2 separate regions of the Mus musculus genome follow, and region 1 is linked to region 2. The links are chromatin loops, found by intact Hi-C in ENCODE. Cell type or tissue: heart. All regions are shown on one strand. Region 1 overlaps St6galnac5 (ST6 (alpha-N-acetyl-neuraminyl-2,3-beta-galactosyl-1,3)-N-acetylgalactosaminide alpha-2,6-sialyltransferase 5). Region 2 overlaps St6galnac3 (ST6 (alpha-N-acetyl-neuraminyl-2,3-beta-galactosyl-1,3)-N-acetylgalactosaminide alpha-2,6-sialyltransferase 3).

What was found. Hi-C counts contacts between places; a loop is a spot of excess contacts. Peaks named below come from ENCODE experiments on the same cell type or tissue, not always from the same donor. Only the 100,000 strongest peaks of a DNase experiment are listed, where the experiment ranks them.
Region 1: it touches region 2 in a loop (3-fold over the local background); 4 of 42 quality-filtered maps call a loop at or near these places.

Annotation. Positions count from the first base shown.
Region 1 is chr3:152,960,760-152,968,759 of GRCm38, reverse strand. The region is part of intron 2 of St6galnac5 (ST6 (alpha-N-acetyl-neuraminyl-2,3-beta-galactosyl-1,3)-N-acetylgalactosaminide alpha-2,6-sialyltransferase 5); the gene reads left to right. The region is part of intron 2 of Gm46830 (a long non-coding RNA gene); the gene reads right to left. Among named protein-coding and RNA genes, the nearest start is that of St6galnac5, 17 kb to the left of the region's middle. In heart, no CTCF peak of the experiment used is centred here; no DNase peak of the experiment used is centred here.
Region 2 is chr3:153,654,271-153,662,270 of GRCm38, reverse strand. All of the region lies in intron 1 of St6galnac3 (ST6 (alpha-N-acetyl-neuraminyl-2,3-beta-galactosyl-1,3)-N-acetylgalactosaminide alpha-2,6-sialyltransferase 3), which reads left to right. Among named protein-coding and RNA genes, the nearest start is that of Gm52633, 63 kb to the right of the region's middle. In heart, a CTCF peak has its summit at 3,687 (motif pointing left); no DNase peak of the experiment used is centred here; H3K27ac peaks cover 1,891 bases; H3K27me3 peaks cover 295 bases.

The sequences.
Region 1 (8,000 bases), 690 kb after region 2:
TGTGGTACAACTCTACTGTATAGACCTGTTGGGTATGAAGCATTTATGGCTCTGCTAGAAGGGCAGATACAACTCTACTGTATAGACCTGTGGGGCACTTCTGGCTCTGCTATCAGCATCCAGTACCTTAAGGGGCACAGTGGTCGCTTTTGTCATCACGGTGATCAAATAATCTGACATAACACTTTGAAGAGGAAGAGGGGACATGGATCATCGTGGCAGGGAAGATGGCAGCAGGAAGCTCCGCTGGAGAGGGAAGGAGCCTGGTCTGCTATTCCTGGCCTCCCCCACACCTCAGCGGAATTGGGAAGCAGAAAGCTGACAGAAAATGGGGCAGGGATGTAGATCTCAAGCCCGGTGACCAACATCCAAAGGTAGAGCAAGCCTGCGGGGAACGTTTGATATTCAAACCATAGCAGGCGGAGTTCATATGGCCTATCCCCTCTGAAAGTCCCTAACTCTTAACCGATGGCACTGGCAAGGTTACTATAATTAGGTACAGGGACCCAAAATAAAGACCAGAGGGAAGAAGAGTGCCAGCTCCTTCCCTGTGAGCAGAGGCTCTGCAGTCCTTCGGAACTCTTCATCGGGCTCTAGAAAGCTCAGTCAGGCTGTCTTGGGTAGACACTGAATGATCTGTGAGGGATCAGGAGCTTTCTGTTATTACATATTACATCATTACATCATTGCATATGAACCAATAGCCTGTTTGCGAATAGAATATCAATAAGCTAAAGGATCCGAGAGTGACCAGGCCCCAGAGTGACTGTGGTCTACAGTGAGCCCCAAACCCCTGGGGGATGACAACCTCAGCATTGACTGATCTGCTAGTCAAAGGCCATTTGTAACTATGGAGACGGGCTCTGTGTGCTACCCAGACACTTACCTGCGCTCTTGTACATGACCTACTTTCCTCTTCTTTCCTTTTGCTTTTAGAGACAAAGTCTCATTAGTTAGCCTAGGCTAGCCCTGAACTTGCAACCCCTGTATCTACTCTTAGAGTGCAGAGATGGGAAATGTGCGTCACTTTGTCCAGTGTAAAGGACGTTTTAGTTATTTACTTCCTTCCTTGGTATGGATGTTTTGCCTGCGTATATGTCTGTGCACCATATGTATGCCTGGTCCTATGGAAGGGAGAAGAGGGTGTTGGGCTGGAGTTAGGACTGGAGTTAACAGACAGTTGGGAACTGCCATGTGGGTGCTAGAAACCAAACCTGGGTGGGTCCTTTGGAAGAGAAGCCAGTGCTATTAACAGCTAAGTCATCTCTATGGGCCCTAAAGGGCTTTTCTTAGTGAATCCACAAAACAGTGAGACCTCTGGAAGGTCTCAAGGGTGGAGAGCAGCCAGGCGTTCCTCTATGCATTTCCTAGGTTTCTATGCCAACCTATGGACACACAAGCTCAACAGCAGTTCACCCAGACCTTTCTTGTAGACCACAGTACAGCACACAGAGTCCCTTCTGTTGGAAGCCATACACCAGGAAAAAGAACCAGGTTGCTTACTTTGAAAAAAAAAATGAACATCAGTCTTTTCCCTATAGTATATGTGGGTGTGCGTGGCAACGTGACAGAGGTAAAGAAAAACTAAGCCTTACTCATGAATTTCTCACTAAAACATAATTACCCTTGGTATTTTAGTACGCTTCCTTATGGAAGTCTTCATACCTATCACAATGTGCGTAGATGGTGCTCACTGATTCTTCGACGGATGGGATGACTTAATTCATTCAACAGCGTAAAACTAAAATACAGTCCAGGTAGTCTGGGCTGCTATGAAACCGAGCATTGACATTTCTGTTGAAGTCCCCTTGGCTGCCCTGGAAGGAATGTGTGTCCTTGACCACGCCTCTCTCTCATTGGCTGCCCTTGACCACGCCTCTCTCTCATTGGCTGCCCTTGACTACACCTCTCTCCCATTGGCTGCCCTTGACCACGCCTCTCTCCCATTGGCTGCCCTTGTCCACTCCTCTCTCCCATTGGCTGCCCTTGACCACGCCTCTCTCCCAGTGGCTGCCCTTGACCATGCCTCTCTCCCAGTGGCTGACTGCCCTCAGGCACTTTTCAGATGAGGCCGGTTCCTCCCTGCCTCCCTCTCACCCACCCATTTTGCCAACTGAAGAAATATTTAAATTTCATAAATCATCCTCAGTAATCCTTTCATCCCTCTTGACATTTTTCTTTAAATCTCACTAAGTGATGGGTATTTGGGGAACAGCCAGAAGTAGCCCCTCGTGTGGCACTTCCAGAACACTGATGGAGAGGAGGGGCCCAGTGGGGGTGGGATTGGATGGGTGAGGGGCTCTTGACATGCACAGCCTCCTATTTGCCTCTGTGGGCCAGGCTTCAGCCTTACCCATTCCGTAAAGACTGTAGCTCAAAACAGCCATCCACAGGAAGGGCAGACCTGCTTACTGGATATTATTTTGTTTCCTAGAAAGAAATTTCACAGCTCAACAATTTGTAACTCTCTTAATTAGTGACTCTTAATTAGTGACTTTTCTGGGTTGCTTATAGTCTGTGTAATTATATCTTTATGGGACAGTCTCAAAATGCATTGTTCTTCCCGTCCATGGGCAGAATAGGTCTGCCCTTAGAGCTCTGGCACCCCGCTCCCACACAGGATGAATGGCAGAGGACCAGCTAGCACAGCCTCGGGAACCGCACTTGCACTTGCCGGTGGGTGCTGCCTCTTCATTGCAGCCAGGCTTTTGTTTTCCAGGCCCTTTTTGTCCACTAGATTAAAGAGTTAAGGAATTCTCACCATTTTTTACCGTGTCGAGCAGTGAGTGCAGCTACTTATTTCCAAGGACTTTGTCCCTCCCTCCCTTAGTCCCTGGACACTCAGTTCTACTTCTGTCTCCATGGATAGGCCTAGTCTCCAGGTCCCAAGGAGGTTCTGCCTTCCCATGGCCAGAGGCAGAAGAGCAAAAGAGAGCAGGACTCCTTCATGAAGCCTTTGAGAGACACCTCGCCCCCACAGGGTAAAGTCAGGAAGGTGCTTTCACGGTTCCTTCACGCAGTAGCCTGTATCCTACCTTTGTGCTGTCTTAAGACCAATCACCTACTGTATGGCTGGGCCACTCGACGTTTTTCCAGCCCTCTTTTGATGGACATGGTTTGACAATGATGTTGCCTTGGAAACCAGTGTTCCCACCCTACATTTTCCCTCTCCTTTTTCTTCCCTCTCTCTAACTGCCGCAGAAGCACCTCATTCTCTGCTCCTCATAACTGACATGTACCATCAGAAGAGAAATCTAAAACTCCAAGAGAAGCTAATTATTGTTCTATTTTCTTTGTCTAAAGATCATATTAACATTTTGAAAGTGTAAAAAAGAAAAAAAAAAGAAAGAAAATGTCCCCAAATCTCACCACTTGGAGATAAATAATGCCGTCATCTTGATCTATTTTTGCATTGGGTTCATGTCTAAGAACCGATATAAGCAGATGCGATTTTTCTCTTCTTATCTGGTTTTGAGATAGGCTTTCCTGTGTATCCCATACTGGCCTCGGACTCAGAGTACTCACGAAGTTTGGCACTGGAGTGGGGAGGAGCCTCAAAACAGCCCTCCCATGGCGAGGCAGTGCTGGGATCGCAGTGATAACAAGGTAGTGCTGGGATCGCAGTGATAACAAGGCAGTGCTGGGATCGCAGTGATAACAAGGCAGTGCTGGGATCGCAGTGATAACGAGGCAGTGCTGAGATCACAGTGATAACAAGGCAGTGCTGGGACCGCAGTGATAACGAGGCAGTGCTGGGATCGCAGTGATAACAAGGTAGTGCTGGGATCACAGTGATAACAAGGCAGTGCTGGGATCGCAGTGATAACAAGGCAGTGCTGGGATCGCAGTGATAACGAGGCAGTGCTGAGATCACAGTGATAACAAGGCAGTGCTGGGATCGCAGTGATAACAAGGTAGTGCTGGGATCGCAGTGATAACGAGGCAGTGCTGAGATCACAGTGATAACATGCTACATATGAGTTCCTAAGGGGGATGTGATGATCCTGTGTCCTGTTTTGCAGGTATAAAATTAGCCATTGGGGTTTCCTTTAGTTAGTGGTTGGTGTTTTCCTCCTTAGGAAACAAGTACTAGTGCCCCAACCCAAGGCCCATGGATGTTGAGCAAGTATCTACCCCCAAACTCACAAGCATCATATTATACATCTTATCTTAATGAAGCTTTAATCACTAATCAAAATTCTAAGAGCAGGAGAGTTATTCTGATCAAAGCCAGAAGTGGATAGGTCAGATGAAAACTTTAAAAATTGAAAATCTGTCCTAAACAAAGATACAACTCCTAGGGAATAAAAGCAATTAGAAAGTTCATGGACTTCCATGTATACTTTTGTGTGGGCTTTTCAAGTAATAGGGGCAGGCCTGGACACACGTGGGAAGAAAAAGATAGATTAAAGACTGCAGCATAGCAAAAGCCCAGCAGCTAAGGGCTGAAGACATAGTTGTGTGGTAGGTACTTGTGTGCTTGTTTTGAGACAAGGTCTTATGTAGCCCAAGCTGTCCTAGAACTCACTATGTAGCTAAGGGTGGCCTCCAACTCATGGTCCTCTGCTCGCTCTCTCCCCAGTGCTGAGTTATGGGTGTATGTCCACTATGCCTGCAGAAATTGTACAACTTTTAACAACAGGTCTCCCTCTGCCCTTCCCCTTAATTACCTCAGTCTTCGGTGAATGCCACCCCTAGACCGCCCCCCCCACCCACACACACACAGACACAGACACACACACACACAGACACACACACACAGTTCAACCTCTTCAGATTCCAGATTGTGAGCCTCACATCGTGTGGTAACTCAGGAGCTAAGCTGTGGAGGGGAGAGGAGGAACTAGGGGAAAAAGACACAGCCCTTCAAGGCATAGCTACAATGTTGTGCTTCCTCCAACCAGGCTCTGCCCCACTTTCCCACCATTTCATTACGCTCCAGTTATGAACGCACCAATGGGACAATCCATGAGTGAGATCAGAGCCAACATTATCCGACTGCTGTCCTGAAAGTCCCCTGAACATAGCTGTACTCAGGGCCAGACTTCTGTTGTTTGCTTGCTTGTTTTGTTTCTTTCTTTAAAAACAAAAACAAAAATCTTTTCATTGATTCTTTGTGAGTTTCCCATCATGCACCCCAGCCCCCCTTATCTCCCCTCGTATCTGCTCTCTGCCCTTGCAAATCCTCCAAACTAAAGAACACATGTACAAAACAAAACAGAGGATAGAAAACATCTCGTCCTGGAAGCTGTAGTGTGTCACGGTGTGTACCACAGTATGCCCCTGTCCACACATCTTCACCCCCATGAGCCGTTGGCCTGATGAGAGCTCTCTAGCTTCTGTGACACCACCAGTATTGGCCTCTCACCTGTACTCTTCCAGTTATCCTGTTGTCGACCTATGCCATTGAGAGCCTGCTGTTCCGCATCAGCAGGACCTTTCACAACACGAGTTTTGAGAGGACATTTTAGATCCAAACCATGACACACATATCAATTAATAAATGCCTGTCCTCCTTCCGGGTAATTCAGACCTTAGAAGTTTAACTCTGGTCAATTTGAATATCAGTCTGGCAGGAATTTAGTGCAATAACCGCTGAGCCATCTCTGCATTCCTTGAATATTTATTGTTGAGATCCTCTGAAGCAGGGTCCCTTCCCTGAACCTGGGACTCTTGTTTTCTCATCTCAGCTGAAAGCCAGCAAGTTCCCAGTATCCCCCTGCAGCCAGGATTACAGGCACCTGTCAGACATCACAGCTGTGTGCGAGCTGGGATCCACACTGCAGACATCACAGTCCTGTGCATGCCGGGATCCACACTCAGGCCTCATGGCTACACTGCAAGCACACTTGACTGCTGAGCCATCTCTCTGGCCCCAGGATTATTTATTTATTGATGAGTTAAAAATCTTTACATATTGTGGATACAAGTTACATATAAGGTTATATGATTTGCTAATTATTCTCTCTTGTATGTAGACTGTACTTTTATTTCTTGGTATCTTTTCGATCACAAAGTTTTTAGGTTTAATAATAATTGATCTATTTTTTCATTTCTCACTGATAATTTTAGTGTTAGATTTAATAACTATCACCTAATCCAGTGTTGTGCCAAATGACTGGGAGTTTTACAGTCTTAGCTTCTTAGAGTAAGGCCCAGGATCCATTTTAAGTTAGCTGCATTTATGATGTGCATGGAGTTTCCTTTGTGCAACTCCCCAGTTTTCCAGCATTGTTTGTGAAAGGCTGACCCCTCCTTATTTCATCGTTTTGGCACTCTCATCTGAAGTAACTTACAGATATAACACAGAGAGAAGTAGGTGGGTCAGTAGATAGAAATGGGGTGACAGAGAAAAATACTTATCCCATCAGCAGCCCCACCCGGGGTCAGAAATCCGTGTGTGCTTGAGGCTCGCCTGCACTCTGGTTATCCCCAGCAATGGGACAGAACAACAAGCTGAAATTTTCCAAAGTTCTTATGAAGATGCTTTCTCACTGACAGTGTCTTGTTTATTTACACAGACTAAGAAAGGTTTGTACACTGTTGAGTAAGGAGTACAAATGTTGTAAAATTCCTCACCTCTCTCTGAGATCACGTCCCCAGGATCCTTGATTTCACAACCAGATGTCTGACAGTTTCACAAACAACAGCTGCCATGAGAGTGTTACTACGGACAAAAACAGACTCTTGTCTCCACGCGGCGCTGCTGCGTGGCTCAGGGCCGCTTTGGTGTTTGGTGTGGTTCTTCAAAGATAGCGTTTGCTGTTAGGAGCAACACCTTCAGGTAGATGTGCTGTAGAAAGAGCCATATTTGGGACTGTTTCCCACCTTAGTCACAGAAATGGTCTGTTTACTCAGAGAGTAAATTTATTCACTATTTCTTGTACTCAGTGAGGATAAATCTGGTATGGGAGGCTCATCTTTGTATGCATTGGTGAATAGGAACAGAATAAAAGTGTTCCTCACACTTCTGATGATTATGGGATGATAGACAGACAGACAGACAATGGGAGTATACATGTCTGTGTGGGTGCGTGTGTGAATGTGCATATGTGTGACTGTATTTTGCGCATATATGTGAGTGTGTGTGTGTGGAGGCCAGAGGCCAACCTTGAGTGTTATTCCTCAGGTGATATCCACCCAGTTATCTTTAAGATTATTCTGTATTGCTTTTTATGTATAGGTCTGGGTATGTACAAGTCAGAGCAGGTATGCATGGAGATGTGCATCATCAGATCTCCTGAGCTGGAGTTAGATAGTCAAGAGCTACCTGATGTGGGCACCAGGACCCAAACCCAGTCCTCTGGAAAAGGAGCAAGTCAGGGGTAACCCTGACTTATCTCTCCAGCCTGTGTCCCCTTTGAGACATGAGCTCCCATTGGCCTGCAGCTCATGGAATCGGTGAGGCTGTCTGGCTTGGTGAGGCTGTCTGGCTTGGTGAGGCTGTCTGGCTTGGTGAAGCTGTCTGGCTTGGTGAAGCTGTCCGGCTTGGTGAGGCTGTTGTCTGGCTACCAAGCCTCTTCAGCACTGGCAATCCCAGCATGCACCACTGAGCCCAAGGCTTGTCCATCAGATATGAGGACTGAACTCAAGTCCTCATGACTGCAGAGAGGACATGATGGCCAGTCCACCTTCCTGCACTAAAATGACTAGGAAATATTCCACCCGAATTGATGTGATTCCTCTGTGAAGCCTGCAAGCATGAGGCAGAGCACAGAAGCCATGTCTGAGGAACACACGCTGCCTGTGCTTCTTAAGAAGGAACGCCACTTGCAACTCATACAGAATAAATGCAGGAGAGAGCTCTTTAGGCAGCAAAGGAAGCAACATAAAGTAAACATGGTGGGCATGCACGCACAATCAAATCACTCTCGTTATTTTTTTTTAACCTCAATCTGTGCAGTTTTGCAAAGAAAGGAGAGGGGATTTAATGTGCAATTTGGTAGTAAATGCCGCTGGCTGCTTCATGGGCAGTTCCCCCGGAATGAATTAGCGCGTGT
Region 2 (8,000 bases):
GAGAATTTAACCTTGGTGGGAATTATGTCCCAGAACCCTGCAGTTTCTGTGAATCTCAGACGCTAGGTAACGAATGGCACTGACTTGTGACTCATGCTGACAGGTTGTGATGTTTGCAGGAGGCAGCTGGCTCCTTTCCTGGCATCCGGAGGCACCGAGGCTCCCTGCCAAGGTGGATGGGCATGGCATTGTTGGATTTCCAGCTCCCACCAGTGCAGAGCTGAGCCTCTCGGGCTTCACGCTGCTGAAAGCTTTCCTGCATTTTCTTTGTGCTTTTTCCTCCACACAAACCACCTCTGAGTCCACCTGGGCTGCAGAGGGGACACAGGTGGCAGCAGGTGGAGTTGGGGGTGGTGCATCTCCAGGGAAGCCAGAGGTCAAACCAAAACTACTTATTGAGCTGATGGGACCAGTCTTCATCTACCAACCATGGGACCCCATGTTAGGCTTTGGAAAGTGGCTCCTTATCTTGCTCCCCCAAATGTGGGGCTCGAGCCAGTAGCATGGCACCTCCAGGTACCTGGGTACAAACATGGGACCCCGGCACACTGTGACAATGCCCTGAGAGAAACGGCCGAGTCTGTGAGCTAGAGAACAAGTTCTGTGGGCATTGTGAAAACCGGCCCAATGCAGAGTTGCACAGATTCCAAGAGACACGAGAGTTTGGACCCTCGTAAGCCATCAACCTCTCCCAGGGTGGATCAGAAAAGGCTTTCCTTTTGGCATTTCTATTAACTTAGTAGAGGCTGTCTCATGTAGCCAAGGCTGGCCTTGAATTGACTCTGTAGCCAAGGATGTCCTTGAACTTCTAATCCTCCTGCCTCATCCACTGTGTGCTGGGATTTCTATCATGTACATCCACACTTGGATTTGAGGTTTTTGCTTTTAGACTGTCTGCTTGAAAAATGATTGACTTGTGAGCCTGCTGCCTGGTTAGGGAGTGGCATTGGAAACCCTGTGTAAGATAAGTTGGTAAATCAGTGAGATGCGGGTTTCTAGATCTTACCTTTTTGTTTGTTTGTTTGTTTGTTTGTTTTAAAGGGATGGACATCCAAAAGCTGTCACGGTGATCTAATAGATGCAGACTGCTAAGCAGCCAGGCAAATAGAAGCCTGAGTGTTGAGGCACAGGGTGCTGTTGTGTGTCTGTGTGCATGGGCACAGGGTATTCGTTGTGAGTTCCCTGAAGGTGGCCCAACTTTTCAGTGAGACGTTCCTGAGTCTTAGAGGATTCCTGGCATCCTGTCCTCTTTGACTTCAATGGCTCCTCCCCTCCCGCCTCCCTCCTCATGTCCTGTGATGTTCACCCCAAACAAATTGGTCATAAAAGAGTGGAATATGCAGGGTCGGGAAGAATCAAATGTGGTTTTGTTTGTTTATCTGCAGGACGATTGAGAAACTTTTAAATGTTTCCAAAGAGGGGTTGTCTCATTCCTAAACTTATTCCCAGTAGAACTCCTCAGGATATAACCACACAGAGCAGGGTTCCGCAAGACATGCATCCCTCCTCCTCCTCTTCCTCCTTTTCCTCCTCTTCCTCCTTTTCCTCCTCCTCCTCCTTTTCCTCCTCCTCTTCTTCCTCCTCCTCCTCTTCTTCCTCTTCTTCCTTCTTTTCCTCCCCCTCCTCATTTCCTCCTCTTCTTCCTCTTCCTCCTCCTCCCCTCTTCCTCCTGTTCTTCCTCTTCCTCCTCCCCTCCTCCTCCTTTTTTCTGTTCTTCCTCCTCCCCCTCCTTCCCTTCCTCTTCCTCTTCCTCTTCCCCTCTTCCCCTTCCCCCTCCTCTCCCTCCTCCTCCTCCTCCTCCAGCCTCTGATCCCCTTTCTGTCCCATACGGGGTCTTATGCATCCGAAGATGAATCACCCCAGCTGGAGCTAACCTGATGGCTCCCTTTTTCTGCCCTGCCTCTCACAGACATTTCTCAGAGAAGCTCCCTTGGCTCAGTGATGTCTGTGAATCAAGTCTGGCATCCTTGAGCTCATACTCAAGACCCTGTTCTTAGAACAACTTGCTACGGTGTTTCCTAGGTCCCAACTCTCAGTGTTAAACTGTAGCCGCTCCTACCACCATGCTCCACTGGCCCAGCCTGCTGTCTTGCCCACTGATCTGGTCCTGCTGTGGGGCACCTAGGATGACCGATGCTTCAGATGTAGGCTGAGTGAGTGAGCTCACCCGCTGCCTCTGCTCAGGCTCAGGCCTTGCTCTGCTCCTGCCCCCTCTTTCGTTCACCCCTCACCCGTCACCATCTCCCTCTGCCCATCAGAGTCCAACTCTCTAAGAAGCCGTTCTCCCTGGAAGCCTCCTCTAATCGCGACCTCCCCGTGGCTGCTGTTTGTACCAACTTTCACAGTAAGTGCATTCTGTGGTGAGGTTTCTTTTCAGCTGAAAGGGATAATGGAAGATTCCTGTTCGCCTCTTCGCTCACCATGGAGCCTGCTCAGAAAACTACAGCAAACAGAACAGACCCAGCATGTTCTTTCAGCCAGCCAGCTTGGCGGGCGTCTCAGGCTGACAGTGGACTGAGTGGACTGTGCTGAGGCCTCTGTTCCACTTCTTCACGAGCCTTGTGGCGGGGCCTCCTATACTCCAGGGGCTGTTGCTGGGATTTTTATTTCTCTGAAGTTTGTTTCCTTTTCTAAGTACAGTTCTTTGGTAACAAAGGTCCATCACATTAGTAATATGCTCTGGGGATGAATTCCGCCCCGTATGTTCGCAAGGTAAGCATCGTCCTGACTGGGCTAGCCCTTCTTGCCCTGCCTGATCTGCATCCTCTCTGTTCTCCACTTGTCACCTGTGGCTACCTAGGCTGTAGCAGGCAGGCTTGTGCAAGTGTCGTCCACATATTATAACTGACCCGGTCATAGGGAGCTCCAGGACTTGTCTGGTGTGCTGAGTGACATTTGCTGAGGGACACAGCAAGAGGCTAAAGAACAAGGGTCTGTCTGCGGGCTGGAGCTAGCCTGAGATGCTTGCTCTCACGAGTGAGGTGCTGCATGGTGAAAGGGTGACCTACCCGTGCAGCTACAGTGGCAGGACAGTGTGGCACACTGCATTTGGGCTGGGTTGTCTCAGGTCTGACAGCTCCACTGATCCAACGCTTTCTTACAGACTCCCTTTAAGAGCCTCTTTGTGGTTCCTGTCAGGATGGCTCCATCAGTCACCAGCCTGGTGAGCTGCTTTTATGCCCAGTTTCTGGTGTGAAAGCCATGATTCTTTCAAGTTAGCCTCAACGTTCCTCTTTAACCTTTCCCACTCTGTTCCAGCTTACATTCCCCCCTTAATGGTGTTAGGCAAGGCCGACGGCAGACATCAGGCTCCCCACTCTTACCTGTGAGCAGGGCTGGCCATGAGGTTTCTTCATCCTCAGCCTGGGTTGGGTCTTCTTCCCTAATTGCTTTCTGCCGTCTTCCCAGGCACACCTGCCTTAGTGTATCCCTAAGGTGTTAGCCTGTTTACTCTCTTCCACATCCATGGCGTGGTGGATGTAGTGGGGACTGCTGTCAGCTTCCATTGTACAGCCACAGTGGCCTTGCCCTCTGTTCAGTGTATGCGTTGGCAGGGCACTGAGACCTTCCCTTAGGTGTGAATTTGCGTATCTGTAGACTGCATTCACTCGCAACGTGAGTCTCACTTCTGAGTTATCTGGAGGATGTTAATGAAGGGTTTCAGGTGCAGAGGTACGTGTGGTGGCCTCTAGTGGTGGCTGCTCGGTGCAGCAGGTTGGGGGCCAGTAGCTGTGTGGTTGTTTGAGACAGCCCGTGACACATATAGAGCGAGTCTTTCCACCTCAGCCGATGCTCACAGGCACGCCCAGAAGTGTGTTTCCTAGGCGGCTTCAGAGACGCCCCAGCTCTCCGCTTACACCGGACAGAGGATGCCAGGCTCCGTGTTCCTGTGAATTTGGCTTCTTTTTACCAGAGATAATCGAAGTTGGTCGAGCAGTTGTTCCCTTAGCACCACTGTCAGGGAGCACTGACATTTCAGGTCCGTGGACTGTGAAAGCGCAGGTTCAAAGGCCTGCGTCAGCCACCTTGGACTTGGCCTGCTTTCTCATGACATTAGCCTTTGGCCCTTTCTAAGAGAGAAGTGGCACTAGTGGTCCCTAGCACACAGAGCAGGTGACAGAGTAGTGTCACTTTTCATCGCTGAGAGCCACCAGGAATCAGCCAGAGCTTCAGAGCCGTATTAAAATGAGGCTTTCCCCCTAAGGTTGCTTTGGGGTCAGCTCTGGACAGAAATGAACTAGTTCTTGTGTTACAGAGTGGATTGCTAGAAAGCCATGCTGTCTCTATTTCAATCTGGATTTCTTCCAAAGGATTCTAGTTCAAGAGCCTGCTGTGGGCGATAGTACCAGAAAACTGTATAGAGAGGAGTGGGACAGAAGACCAGAGAGGGTGTGTTCCGGACCAGCAATCCTTGCAGCAGCAGACCCTGCTGAGGATTGGAACTCCACTCTGTCCAGGCAGGTGGAAGCCTCTGGGTTATCCTGCCTTGTGGGTGCAGGCTTCACCAGCCTAGAGCCTCTGAGATGGGCAGAGGCACCCACATAACAGAAACTGAGGACATTAGAGTGGAACACTCAGCCCTCTGCCACATTCCTGAGGCCATGAGCTATGAGGGCCCTAGACAGGTGATCCGTGAGGCCAGTGAGACCAGACCTCAGAAGGGAAGCTGGTGCCTCACCACTGGTCAGTTGCTGAGCTGAGGTGACAAGTCAGACCTCCTGACTACGGTTGTAGCCCTCTTTCCAATCGTTACTCAGAACAGAAATGTAGATCCACTGTGACTTATGAGGCAGACTGGATTTGATTCATGGAGCAATGCTTTCCCTTCCACCGTGGGCTCCTTTGTCTTTCTCTGAGTGAAAAATTGTCAGAGGATTAAATCCTCTTTGAGAGCCACAGAAAGAGAAAAAAAATGGCAGAGTGCGTAAATAATGTCTCTTGAGAAGCTCATATTTTTGGAGGTATTTGCTATTCATGTCTATTTGGCATTGTTGTGTCTTAAGTGTTTACTTGGGCTTCTGGCATTTTGATTTTCCAAGGAAGCTTGGAGTCCATGCCAGAGCAGCCTGAGAGCCATTGTCTCATCCGTGGCTCATTAAGGGCAATGCTATTCAGGATGCTGTGGTCCGGGGCTAAGTTGGGAGAGCACAGCCTCTAGACACTTCATTTAGATGCAAGCCAAGGTTGTTTGTAGAGCAGGTGAGCTCCTTTGTAGATTCAGAGAGGCTCACAGTCCTTTGCGGTTCTCAGTGTGGAGCCTCTGTGTAGCCCGCAGGGTAGACAGTGAGGCTTCTGTGGAGTCTACACTAGGAAGGCACACAGGATGGTGTTGCTCATGGGTCAAACAGACGAGCCCTGTGATTGGGAACAGTTCTTAACCTGTGAGACTGGAAGCCTGGTCAGCCATCTTGTGTCTAGTCATGGCATTTGCTGGTTTGCCATGTCTGCTGGAAGCTCTGGAGGGTCTACCCGATCCTGGTCTGATTCTTAAATGGTTTCTGGATTTTCAGTTCTGTCTTCTTTCTCTGATGCACCTGGAGCCCAAAGGGGAAAGTCTGTGAGCCATCATGACCCTTTGGGAAAGGGACGTTGGTCTCAGAAAAGTTGTCTAAACGGTGCTTTGGAATTCTCAGAAGGGAGGGCCTGGGTCTTAAGATAACGTACATTCTGCAGACACTGGATGCTACTTCTGCCCTGGAATGGAAAGAATATTTCAGCCTTTTCTTAGAGGTGGTTTCTAGTGTCTCTTTCCTTGGGTCTTCTGTAATTGATATGCCAGGACATCAAGCTTTTTCATTTACCTCTCTGGTTAGTGCAGAGCGATAGTGCATCATTTCTTTTGTGAAAAAGAGAAATGATCCTTTTAAAAAATCGTGTGTACAGGATATGCAGGCATGCTTCTTCTAGGTGTGCGTGTGAAGGTCAGAGGGCAGCTCTTGGGAATTGTTTTTTTCCTTCTGTCGCATGGGTTCCAGGTGTGGATCTCAGGTTATCAAGTCAACTCACTGGCACATAACGCAGCCAACCGCCTTCCTTTAATTTGCATTTCTTCGACTGTCTTTGGGGTTGTCTTCTCTGCTGGCCCTTTGGCTGTCACAGGAATAGCTGAAACTAAGTTGCATCTTCCACATTTCTACCTCTCTAGGGCTTGAAAACACATGGGCTTGCCAGAGAGCGTCTGTGAATTAGAATCACAGCATCCCAAGAGCCTGCACGGGGAAGGGATCCAGCCAGGTGTACTCCACATTCATTTTAATAAAACTTGGGGTGGGGCTCCTCTTGTCTTACCCTGTCGTCACAGAGCACCCTGGTTTTACTGTTGATGCGGCTTCTGTCTCATCACTTACCCGAATAAATAATTTACATGTGAAAACTGGTGGCTTTGTTTGGATTAAAAAAAAATTTGGATTTAAAAAAAAAAATTTGTCTTGTAGTGACCTAGACAGGGCATGGTGAGTCGTGTTCCATGTCCTCTTTGTTCTGTTGTCCTGTTCTGTTGTGTGGGAGGCTGACTTTCAGGAAATATATGTATGCATGCATCCACCCACCACCTATCTGTCTGTCTGTCTGTCTATCTATCTATCTATCTATCTATCTATCTATCTATCTAATCTCTTTGTCCTCCAAAGACGGGGTGGCCCTCAGAAATGAGCAACTCTTTGCCATTTTGGTGTGTTCCGTAAAGACTTTCGACCTGGTGTCAAGAGTCGTTGAGGTCCCGATCAATGTCACTGGGGCAGCAGCTTGTGGTCTTCTGTCAAAGGTGACTGCTCATAAGAAGGGAAACAGAACCTGGACCTGTCTGGCCGAGGATAGATTTGTCCATTTCCCGCTGGAATTTTCTGTACTTACAAGGATGGTTTCCTCTGTCGGGCCACCAAGAATGTGAAGAGGAGAAAACTCCCAACTTAATATCCTTAATAGTCACAGGGTTGCTTGCAGTTCTCAGTCCTTACCACAAGAGGGCACTCTCGTCACTCTTAAAGTCATACTTTTGGTACAAACTGGGATTTTGTTTTAGCACAAGTCCCCAAAGTGGGATGCATTTTAAGAACCATCTCTGCACCCCAGCTCCTGCCGTGAAGGAATTCCAGTAACATAAGGACACTCTCCAGCACACTCGGGCTGAGCATAGCGACGCCTAAAAGTGTTGTAAGTTATGCACGTTTTTGTTTAAGCATCCCCAATGAGAGAAGAGCCTACTCCTGGAGCTCTCCTTGGGCAAGCTGTCCATCCAGCCCGCTCCTTCCACTGCACACACTCCTGGCTTAGAATCCATGGAGAATGCTCCCCTGAGGTATGACAAGAGGTGACCGGAAGGGGAGCAGTACTTTCTTTGTTCTCTGGCGGGGAGATTGAGGGAAGGGGTTGGTGTGAGTCACCTGACAGGAGTTTCCATGTAGTGAGAGTTTAAGTTTACCTGACTGAAGAGCGACAGTTTAGTAAAAACACCTGTGATGGTTTGTATATGCTTGGCCCAGGGAGTGGCACTATTAGGTGTGGTCTTGTTGGAGTAGGTGTGTCACTGTGGGTGTGGGCTTAAGACCTACCTGGCAGTCATTCTTCCACTAGCAGTCTTCAGGTGAAGACGTAGAACTCTCAGCTCCTCCTGCACCATGACTGCCTGGATGCTGCCATGCTCTTGCTTTGCGGATAATGGACTGAACCTCTGAACCTATAAGCCAGCCCCAATTAAATGTTGGTGTTAGAAGAATTGCCTTGGTCATGGTGCCTGTTCACAGCAGTAAAACCCTAACTAAGACAGCACCTATTTGCCTTCAGGGCTTTTGGATCACCTGCTGCTGTTGTGTGGAGGGCTGGTCAGGCATTTGGGAGACCGTTTCTCCGTTGGAGTTTGTCTGAGACCTTTCTCGTGAGTAGATGGGGAAATGGATGTTCGAGAGGAAGACTGTAGGTAGAGCAGGATCGACCTCTGATCGCATCCTATCAGGGTCTCCGCTATCGGTGTGATTTTTCATTTCTGGGATCACCCTTGTCAC